Linked DNA regions of Homo sapiens: region 2 is linked to region 1. The links are chromatin contacts, found by Hi-C or POLR2A ChIA-PET in ENCODE. All regions are on one chromosome and are shown on one strand. Each heading gives the region's core, a stretch centred on a gene start or an enhancer-like site at or near the end of the contact. The rest is flanking DNA. Distances are from core to core; before and after follow the strand shown.

Region 1 (4,855 bases), core at 657-3,156:
TCCTGCCTTGGCCTCCCAAAGTGCTAGGATTATGGGCGTGAGCCTCCGCACTCAGCCTAAATTTGCATTTTTAAGCGACTAAGTTTGAGATAATTTGTTATGCCAGCAGAAGAAAGCTAAGTTATCTTGGAGGTGATTTTTCTTTTTTTTTAGATGGAGTTTCTCTCTTGTTGCCCAGTTTGTCTCTTGGAGCCCCAGAGTGAAGGAGGCAGAACAGGCCCCAGGGCTCACCCCAGGCCGACCTCGGTGGGCTTGCGCAACACACAGGCATGATGTAGCCACCCTCCCATCCCCAGGCCCCCCTCAGCACTCCTCTTCGACTTTATTGACATTTATTTCCAAAACGTGACGATAGGCAAACTCAGATAAATGACACACATAGACCGCGTGAACCCTCTCATATTTACCAGATAATAAAATAGTAGCACTGACAAAGGCTCAATTTTTTTTTTTATTCTTCCCCAGAGACAGGCTCTGTTGCCCAGGCTGGTCTTGAACTCCTGGCCACAGGTGATCCTCCCACCTTTGTCTCCCAAAGTGTTGAGGTAAAAGGCATGAGCCACCGCACTCGGCCAATCTAATTTTTAAAAACACCTTTTCCTCACTGGCTGGAGCACGTTCTACTTTACTGGGAACTGAATGAATGTGCAACTCTAATTACAGCCCCTCCGAAGTGCAGTGGCTTGGGAACCTCCCGTTCCGGGAGGCGGCCTGCAGAGCCCTCCTCCTACAAGTGTGAGCACAGGGTCAGGGTTCCATCCAAGCGAGCACCTGCTTCCTATTTTCCGACTAATTTCGGTCCCCTGATACGGAATCCGGGATCCTGCAGACAGGCAGCGGGTGACAGCAAGCACAAGGGTGTTCGATGACACCTGGAGAGGTCAGGAGAGCCAGTCCTGCGGTGCAGAGGAAGAAACCCAGCACAGAGGCCAACAGAGCCAGCCCCAGCCTCTGCCAATAAAACATATAAATGAGCCCTGGGGGCTGGAGGAGGGCCACAGGATCCAAGCTGGCTGCCGGATCCGAGTGGGATCGGGGTGCCGACTGTGGGACATGGGTGGGATGGGGTGCCGGCTGCGGGACTCGGGTGGGATCGGGGTGCGGGCTATAGGACTGGGGCGGGATCGGGGTGTCATCTATGGGATCGAGGTGCTGGCTATGGGACTGGGGTGGGATCGGGGTGCTGGCTATGGGACTGGGGTGGGATCGGGGTATCAGCTATGCTATGCGATCGGGGTGAGTGCCGGCTGTGGGATCGGGGTGCCGGCTGCGGGACTGGGGTGGGATCGGGGTGCCGGCTGTGGGACAGCGGTGGGATCGGGGTGGGTGCCAGCTGTTGGGCTGGGGTGGGATCGGGGTGCCAGCTGCGGGACTGGGGTGGGATCGGGGTGCCGGCCGTGGGACAGCGGTGGGACCGGGGTGTTAGCTATGGGATTGGGGTGGGTGCCGGCTGTTGGGCAGGGGTGGGATCGGGGTGTCGGCTGTGGGACTGCGATAGGATCGGGGTGCTGGTTGTGGGACTGGGGTGACAGCTTGAGGGGTGACCGAGCCCTCCCGGCCGCTCCCGGATGCCCCTCGCCCTCCACGCTGGGAGCGCCGTGGCTGGCTGAGCCTCTGGCATGTTCCGCGTGAGTCCGCGCACCCTACAGCGTCCTCCTCCACAGCCTCGTGTTCAGGCGTCCGCCCCGCAGGGGAGTCCCCTCGCGCCCATTCACACACAGCAGCGTCCGGGCGAGGAGCGCCCGTACCTGGAGGCCTGAAGGTACCGCCCTGCCGCGCGTGGGCACTGCTCCCTGGCGCCGTCCGTCCACTGACCATCGTCCCTCGGCCCGGCCGCCCGCGCGGGGCAGGCAACGCCCGACCGGGGGCCTCGGGGACCAGGAGGAACCTGCGGCGTTAGGAGCTGACAGTGTCGGTCCGCGCACGCGCCCCGGGGCCCGTCGGGCCTTATTTCACGGCCCCGCCTTCCTCCTCCGCGAGCGCCAAATAAGTGTCCGGCCCTCCCAGCCCCGTGCGTGCGCGGCCCCGCCGCCTGCGTCACTAGGAAGCGCGCGCCCGCGCCGCCGCCGCCGCCGAATCCCCAACAAGGAGCGAAGCCCGCGGCCGCCGCCGCCGCCCGCCGCCGCCGCAGCTCCCGACGCCGCCGCCCCCGCCGGGTGCCTAAGCAGGCCCGGCGCGGCCCCAGGTAAGCGGCGCCGGCGAGCCCGCGGCCCCCCCGCGGCGAGGCCTCTCGCTCCGCTCACGCGCCGCCGTCCAGTCAGGGGTCCCTGCGGAGCGTCAGGACGTTACGGCGGGGGGAGGGGAGGGCCGGGGGAGGGGCGGCCGCGCGGGCGGCGGCGTCAGGCGCAACGGCGGCGTCAGGCGGGCGGCGCGGGCGGTGGCGGGCGCGGGCGGCGGCGCTTCCTGCCTCCATCTTGGCGCCGCGGGCGGGCGCGGGCTCGGCCTCCAGCGGCCTCCTCGGTGGACCCATCCCGGGGGGACCACGCCGCAGGGGTGCGACCCGCAGGGACCACCCCGCAGGCACCCGACCCGCAGGGACGCGACCCACAGGGACCACCCCGCAGGCACCCGACCCGCAGGGGCCACCACGCGACCCGCAGGGGCCACCCCACAGGGACGCGACCCACAGGGACCACCCCACAGGGACGCGACCCACAAGGACCACCCCGCAGGCACCCGACCCGCAGGGACGCGATCCCCAGGGGCCACCCCGCAGGCACCCGACCCGCAGGGACGCGATCCCCAGGGGCCACCCCGCAGGCACCCGACCCGCAGGGACGCGATTCCCAGGGGCCACCCCGCAGGCACCCGACCCGCAGGGACGCGACCCATAGGGACCACCCCGCAGGCACCCGACCCGCAGGGGCCACCCGGCAGGCACCCAACTCGCAGGGACGCGACCCGCAGGGATCACCCCACTGGGACCCACTCTCAGGGACCTGACCTGCAGGGACCACCCCACAGGGGCCCGCGTCACTGTAGGCTCACAGGCGGGACCTGGATCTGTGTAGACCCATGGTGGTGTGGACCCTGTTGGTCGGAGCTGATTTGTTGTGGGCCCGTCGTCAGTCATGGCATGTTATCTATTTGGTTACTGTGTAATTCATGCGTGACTGAAAAGTCGTGACTGACTTTTCTGTTGAACCAGAATTCTCTTTCTTTGCTAACACTTCAAATACAACAGTTTCAATTACATCAGTGTTGACCGTGCCGGTCAAGAATACTAGTTTAAAAATATTTTCTTGGGCCAGGTGTGATGGCTCACACCTGTAATCCCACCACTTTGGGAGCCCGACGTGGGCGGATCATGAGGTCAGGAGTTTGAGAGCAGCCTGGCTAACACGGTGAAACCCTGTCTCTACTAAAAATACAAAAGTTAGCCGGGCGTGGTGGTGTGCACTTGTAATCCCAGCTAGTTGGGAGGCTGAGGCAGGAGAATTGCTTGAACCCAGAAGGCAGAGGTTGCAGTGAGTGGAGATGGTGCCATTGCACTCCAGCCTGGGTGACGGAGCAAGATTGCGTCTCAAAAAAAAAAAAGTAAAATAAAATATTTTCTCATATCTGATTTACCTAATAATTTGGAAACTCACTTCACACTAGTGGGGAACCCAAGCCTTGGGATCAAAGCTGGGTGGGTCTTGGCTTCAACACAGAAGGGGCTGTGGAGAGGCCAGGTGTAGTGGCTCACACCTATAATCCCAGCACTATGGGAGGTCAAGGTGGGAGGATCACTGGAGGTCAGGAGTTCGAGACCAGCCTGGCCAACATGATGAAACCCCGTCTCTACCAAAAATGCAAAAATTAGCTAGGCGTGTTGGGTGCCTGTAGTCCCAGCTACTCGGGAGGCTGAGGCAGGAGAATCACTTCAACCCGGGAGGCGGAGGTTGCAGTGAGCCAAGATTTTGCCATTGCACTCCAGCCTGGGTGACAGAGCGAGACTCCATCTCAAAAAAACAAAGAAGGAGCTGTGGAGAGAGGAGGGGGTGCTCGCCCTTGGGAAGGCAATAGGGCGAGGTGCTCTATTCTATAGTGCTTCTTCTGTGTCTAAAGAGCATTGTATCAAGGACTTGCACTATTTTCTGTGAGGTAACTTTTGTGCATATTGCTTTGAACCTTTAATATAGTTGCCATTGGAGGCCAGGCTCAGTGGCTCACGCCTGTAATCCCAGCACTTTGGGAGGCAGAGGCGGGCGGATCACGAGGTCAGGAGATCGAGACTGTCCTGGCCAACATGGTGAAACCCCGTCTCTACTAAAAATACAAAAATTAGCCGGGCGTGGTGGTGGGCGCCTGTAATCCCAGCTACTCAGGAGGCTGAGGCAAGAGAATCGCTTGAACCCGGGAGGCAGAGCTTGCATTGAGCCGAGATCGGGCCACTGCAGTCCAACCTGGGCTACAGAGCGAGACTCCGTCTCAAAAAAAGAATATATGTATGTATGCAGTTGCCAATGGAGAGGCTGGAATTCAGTTTTGTGCGTGTACATTGCGTAATCCTCTGCAAAGCCCTGAAGCTGTGACGAGGACCCCTGCCTGCAGTGAGGCTGTTGCCTCTTTGCAGCTCTCTGCTTAAATGACTTTAGTTGCCCCTGCTGAGCTTACCCTTATGAAAGCAGCGTCTCCTCAGTGAGAGTTAAACCCCGAGAAGTCAGCACGGGAGATCAGTAGTATTTTAAATGAAATTTTTATTTTTTAATTTTAATTTTTTTTTTTTTGAGACAGAGTCTCGCTCTGTTGTCTAGGCTGGAGTGCAGTGGCACAATCTTGGCTCGCTGCAACCTCTGCCTCCGGAGTTCGAGAGATTCTCCTGCCTCAGCCTCCCAAGTAGGTGGGATTACAGGCACCCGCCACCATGCCC
Region 2 (4,855 bases), core at 1,541-4,040, 980 kb after region 1:
AAGGGAATGTGGATGTGCAGACCATTCCCCTGCCCGGGAGGGAGGCCGGAAGTAGCTCCTTCCCTCACAGCCTCCGAGGGGGGCCGGCCTTGCAGACACCATGATCCCTGATTTCTGGTCCTCAGCAGTAAGAGAGGGCCCGTTTCTGTTGTCTAAGTCCACAGTCTGGGGTCTTTTGTCTTCACTGTGGAGCTAAGGTGGGGTGGGCGGTGGCGTGTCCATATTGGGCCACATTGTATCACATTCAACAGGGACCCCGGCGCTTCTGGAAGCTTATTCAGCCCACGAAACATCACAACCTGGGAGGCTCCAAAACACAAAGCGTGAGAAATGCTGCCCACTGACATCAGGCTGAGGCCGGGGCCACATCAGCCATGCTCAGGGCTCTGCAGAGTCCGAAGCCCTAAGTATCCGGCCTTGGGGTCTCCTTCCAGCCACAGCCGGCGACGCGCAGAGATGCACGGAGATGCAGGGACAGCAGGCAGTCCCGTGGGGACCTGGGCTGGGTGATACCCCAGGATCCTCCTGGCAGCTCCTCACAGAGTCTGCTCACTGGGCCTGCGCTGGGGCTGGGGTGGGCGGACCGGTGCCCCCCGTGTTCCCCGGGCAGTCACGTTCACCTGGGACCTGAGCGCATGACCTTATTTGGAAAAAGCGTCTTTGCAGATGTGACAAGTGATCTGAGAAGAGATCATCCTGGATTAGGGTGGGCCCTAAACCCGGTGACAGGTGCATTTTTAGAGGAGAAGATGACACAGAGAAGGCCACCTGCAGACAGAGACAGAGACGGGCGTGGCGCTCTCAGGACCACCTGGAGCCCCGGGAGCCACTGGGGGCAGGAAGGACCCTCCTCAGAGCCCCAGGGGGAGCACAGCCTGTGTGGACTTTGGGTTCCTGGCCTCCGGAGCTGGTGGGAATAAACTATTTTTTTTTATTATTATACTTTAAGTTCTAGGGTACATGTGCACAACATGCAGGTTTGTTACATATGTATACATGTGCCATGTTGGTGTGCTGCACCCATTAACTCATCATTTACATTAGGTTTATCTCCTAATGCTATCCCTCCCCCCTCCCCCCACCCCATGGCAGGCCCCGGGGTGTGATGTTCCCTGCCCTGTGTCCAAGCGTTCTCATTGTTCAATTTCCACCTATGAGTGAGAACATGCAGTGTTTGGCTGGGAATAAACTATTTTTTAAGCCCTTTGGTGTGTGGTCATTTCTTACAGCAGCCCCCACGGAGGCAAACAGGTGTCACATATGCCCCCGAATTTGGGAGATGACAGAGGCCTGAGGAGGGCCCAGAGAGATGACCTTGGGGTTGAGGCAGAGTTAGAGCTTAACAGACACACTAACTCTAAGGTCAGCGTGGCGGGTGGGAGCGGAGGCGCAGCCGGTGATCCGCCATGGGGCTGCGAGGGGACACAGGGGCCTCAGTGAGAACCAGCCCCGGGACAGGCCTATGCTGACAGACACTACAGCATTTGGGGATGACAAATTGCTGGCTTTTTTTGTTTTGTTTTGTTTTTTAATAAAGGGGCAACTTCATCTGTGAAGGCAGATAAACCGGGCCCAGCATGGTCAGGCCGGGAGCAGGCCATGGGATCTCCCCCAGGTCCAGGCAAGGCTTGTTTTACGTCTGGAGAGATCTGGCGGTACCAGCACCCCTTCCCCAAGGCCACAGGGATCTCAGGATTGAGCCCCCAAAGCTGGGCTCTGGGTCCTCCCGCCACGTCCTCTGCCGAGGCGCGGTCCCCACAGGGCTCCTCTGTGGAATCGGAGGTCTCGCCCTCTCAGCGAATGGATGCCTCAGCCCCAGGCTCCTTGGGACGAAGGCGGGCAGCTGCTGTGAAGAATCCCGCTGGGTGGCAGGGTGCTAACACCCGCTGTGCACACTGAGCACCAGCTGTGTACCAGGCACCGTCCCAGGCCTCACAGTAGGGGAAGAAGGCCCAGGGGGGTCAGTCATTTGCTCGAGGCCACACAGCCCGCCGGTGGCAATGAGGATGCAGCCCCCGCAGTCTGGCCCCAGAGCCAAGCGTCTGCGTCACAGCTGCCTTCTGACACCTACTGAAAGAGCCGTGCACGCTCGTGTGGCACTCACGTGCAGCCGCTGTTGACCTTGGACACTGCCGGGAGGCTGTTTGAGGCCGTATTTGGAGGCCTCGGACAGCAGAGATTCCACAGCATTCATGCCTGGGGCCTGCTCCCTGGGTGCCCGCGGCCACACCCGGGGGTTTATTTACAATGCCAACACCTATCCACGAGCTGGCAGGCCAGGCTGGTTTGGGACCTGCTGCGTCAGAAAGGGAGTGTGCGTGGAAGGAGAGACATTCATATTGTAAGAGCAATGCTCCACGCCTCCCCAAGGGGCAGAGAGCCACCCACGGCCACCCACGAGCCACAGGCTTTCTACTGAAGCGAGCTGTCACAAGGATGACGTCCCAGGAGCATGTGTAACACAAGAACTCGAATGCCAGGAGTCAGCGGAAAAGCCGGAGGAGCAAGAGCCCCGGGGCGGGACTGACGAGGAGGCGCAAGGGCTCCACCGGCCGCCGGCCGCCGAAACAGAAAGCAACCTCAGAGGCCCGGAGGAGGACAGGCCAGGCTCAGAGCCACGCAGACTCCCCAGGCAGCCTGTGGGTGTGTTTCCCTCGCATTGTTTTTCTTAGTGCAGGAACACAGAGCCAAGAACTACCCTGAGGACTGCCTGGAGGTCAAGGTCCACCCACACACACAAACACGTGCACACGCACACACATAAATAGCAGAAACTTGACCTCATTTCCGGGCTGGGCCAGAACATGAAGGGAAGGAGCCTCAACAGGGCCAAGGAACAGCCTGACGCAGGCGGGAGAGTGCTCAGAGGTTCCGCCTAGCTGCACGTGCTGGCACGGGGAGGGGGGCCGAGCGGGGGTGGGGGGTGTGGGGCGGGGCAGGGTGGGGGAGGCGGGGGCAGGGGGAGTGGGTCGGATTCGGCAGCACTTCTGCAAAGGATCTGATGGGGTCCCTGGGATGCTCAATGGTGGGCAAGCCCACGTAAACCATTGCGAACCAAGACGCTGGCTGCCGTGAAACACCCGCTCAACGCCCGGGCACTGGGCTTGCCTCATACAGGCAGTTTGTTCAGCCCTGGCCTCAGGACCAGACGCTGGGGCCAAAGCAGGTAAGGGGGAAGGGGGAGGATCCCGTCTGCATAGCTTTGAGAGGAAGCCAGATTGCTAAGTTTCGTGACCAGCAATGGCCACAGAGAAACAGAAGGACTTCCTTCTTGAAAATGAAAGCCACAACTGAGAAAGAACAGGTAGTTGTAGGTGTCCAAACAGCTCCAAGCTGAAGGCTGTTTTACCTGAATTAAAAGCTCTGACATAAATATGTAAAGCTCAGCCGAAAGTTACCTATTATGCACATTTAAATCAGCAAATTTAAAATCCTCTTTTAAATATCAGCCATGTGGCTTCCGACAGATGCCCATCAGACGGCCGCAGACGATGAGAATTACATGGCACCACTCAGCTCACCAGCTGTGCACCTCCAGGGGCTTCCGTTGGGGCCTCGTTCTGACGTCTTTCTGAGATCCAGCAGCGACCTGGCTTCGGGCCAGCCTCCCTTATCTGAATCTCACGCAAGCAGCATGTGTGTGACAGTACCCATTCCATCTTCATCATGCCCAAGAGTTTCAGCTCCGGGTTCTCTTCTGAAGCTGGAAATCTTCTCTGGGAGGCCGTTTCCCCATTAAAACAGCGGTGTCTAGATTGGAAAGGGGAGGGTGGGCCTTCCATGACTCAGGGCTAAAGGACAACAGGAGCAAACATAAAAGCTGGCTATGATGGGGCGTCTGGCCTGGCTCCTGCCATCCAGGGGACAGATGGGTTGTGGAGTGACGCTGGGCAGGCAACACTCTGGACTCTCAGGGCGATGAGGAGGGTCCCACATTCATGCATTTCCCAAAGGAAGTTTCCAGGATTGTACCAAGACCTCACATGGATACGTCCTAAGCACTGGCATTTACTGAGCGTGCCGTTCTGAGCTGGTGAGCCAGAGGGATGAGAACTCTGCCTGGAGAAGTGGGTGCCCAGCATGTATGTCAAGGCTTGGCCCGGACCTGAGGGAGTCCTTGCTGAACGTGCGGTGCAGGACTTACATTTCAGGGCTAACGTTTGCCACGAAAACCAGCCCAACGTGGGACATGAAAGCATCTTAGCCGCAGCAGCCGAGTCCAGCAATGTGGACAGCCAGACGCATGCTTGGTGGAGGCAGCCAGCGCCCCCATCCTGGTCTCGGTCATCAGTTCCATCAATGACAAATGCTGCTGGGGCCCATGAGGACCACCCGCGCCACTCACATGTTGCTTTCCTTCTGCGATCTGCTAGCTTCCGAGATGGCCAAGGCAGATGCACTCATGGCTCAGTGAGAAGGTGAACGTCACCTCTGCGTTCACTGCTAATGGAGACTGGAGTAATGATGTCTGGTCCGCGTTAAGGCGGGCAGCTCGGCAGCCCACACCTTTGGTTTTCTGGTCTCAGGCCCATTATGGATAAGCTGGTGTGGGGTGGGGCAGGGGAGTTTCAGGGGCTGGAAGGGCCTCATGGCAGCCCCACGTAGAGGCTGCCTAGCCCCTGGACTGGCCCCACCAAGGGGAACAGGACATTGCAGCTGGGCTTGGGGAAGAAGGGAGGCCTGTCCTTTTGATTCTTCTTTCTGGCATCCTGTGTGTGCACGTCTGTGTAGGTGTGTGTACACATGCACACCTGCCTATAGTTTCTTTCCACTTGGAATTGGTTTTGACAAAAAGGTGCGTCAGCTTCCCAAGCTGGTCCCTGTAACAGTGAAGGATGGAGCCTCATCCTCATCC

Evidence for each region. A loop is a pair of places that touch in the nucleus more often than their neighbours do. ChIA-PET counts read pairs that join two places held with the same protein, here RNA polymerase II (POLR2A). Pooled maps may share reads with other maps.
Region 2: a loop to region 1 is called in a map with no recorded cell type, with 11 times the contacts of the local background. The contact joins the promoter of SLCO4A1-AS2 here to the promoter of MHENCR in region 1. A Hi-C loop is called at or near these places in 1 of 37 single-sample maps with no recorded cell type and 2 of 50 pooled maps. POLR2A ChIA-PET finds 5 or more read pairs at or near these places in 2 of 52 experiments (CD8-positive, alpha-beta memory T cell and H1).

The regions. Positions count from the first base shown.
Region 1 is chr20:63,624,286-63,629,140 of GRCh38, reverse strand. MHENCR (melanoma highly expressed competing endogenous lncRNA for miR-425 and miR-489) reads right to left here and starts at 1,906. Exons shown (of 2, transcript NR_132417.1): 1 at 1,749-1,906; 2 at 317-951. It overlaps GMEB2 (glucocorticoid modulatory element binding protein 2), which reads left to right and starts at 2,040. Exons shown (of 10, transcript NM_012384.5): 1 at 2,040-2,185. RefSeq lists silencers at 1,599-2,048, 2,139-2,678.
Region 2 is chr20:62,650,121-62,654,975 of GRCh38, reverse strand. It overlaps SLCO4A1-AS2 (SLCO4A1 antisense RNA 2), which reads left to right and starts at 2,790. Exons shown (of 2, transcript NR_183965.1): 1 at 2,790-3,166; 2 at 3,468-4,855. All of the region lies in intron 1 of SLCO4A1 (solute carrier organic anion transporter family member 4A1), which reads right to left. RefSeq lists enhancers at 2,309-2,498, 3,279-3,368, 3,379-3,678 and silencers at 2,679-2,808, 2,919-3,098.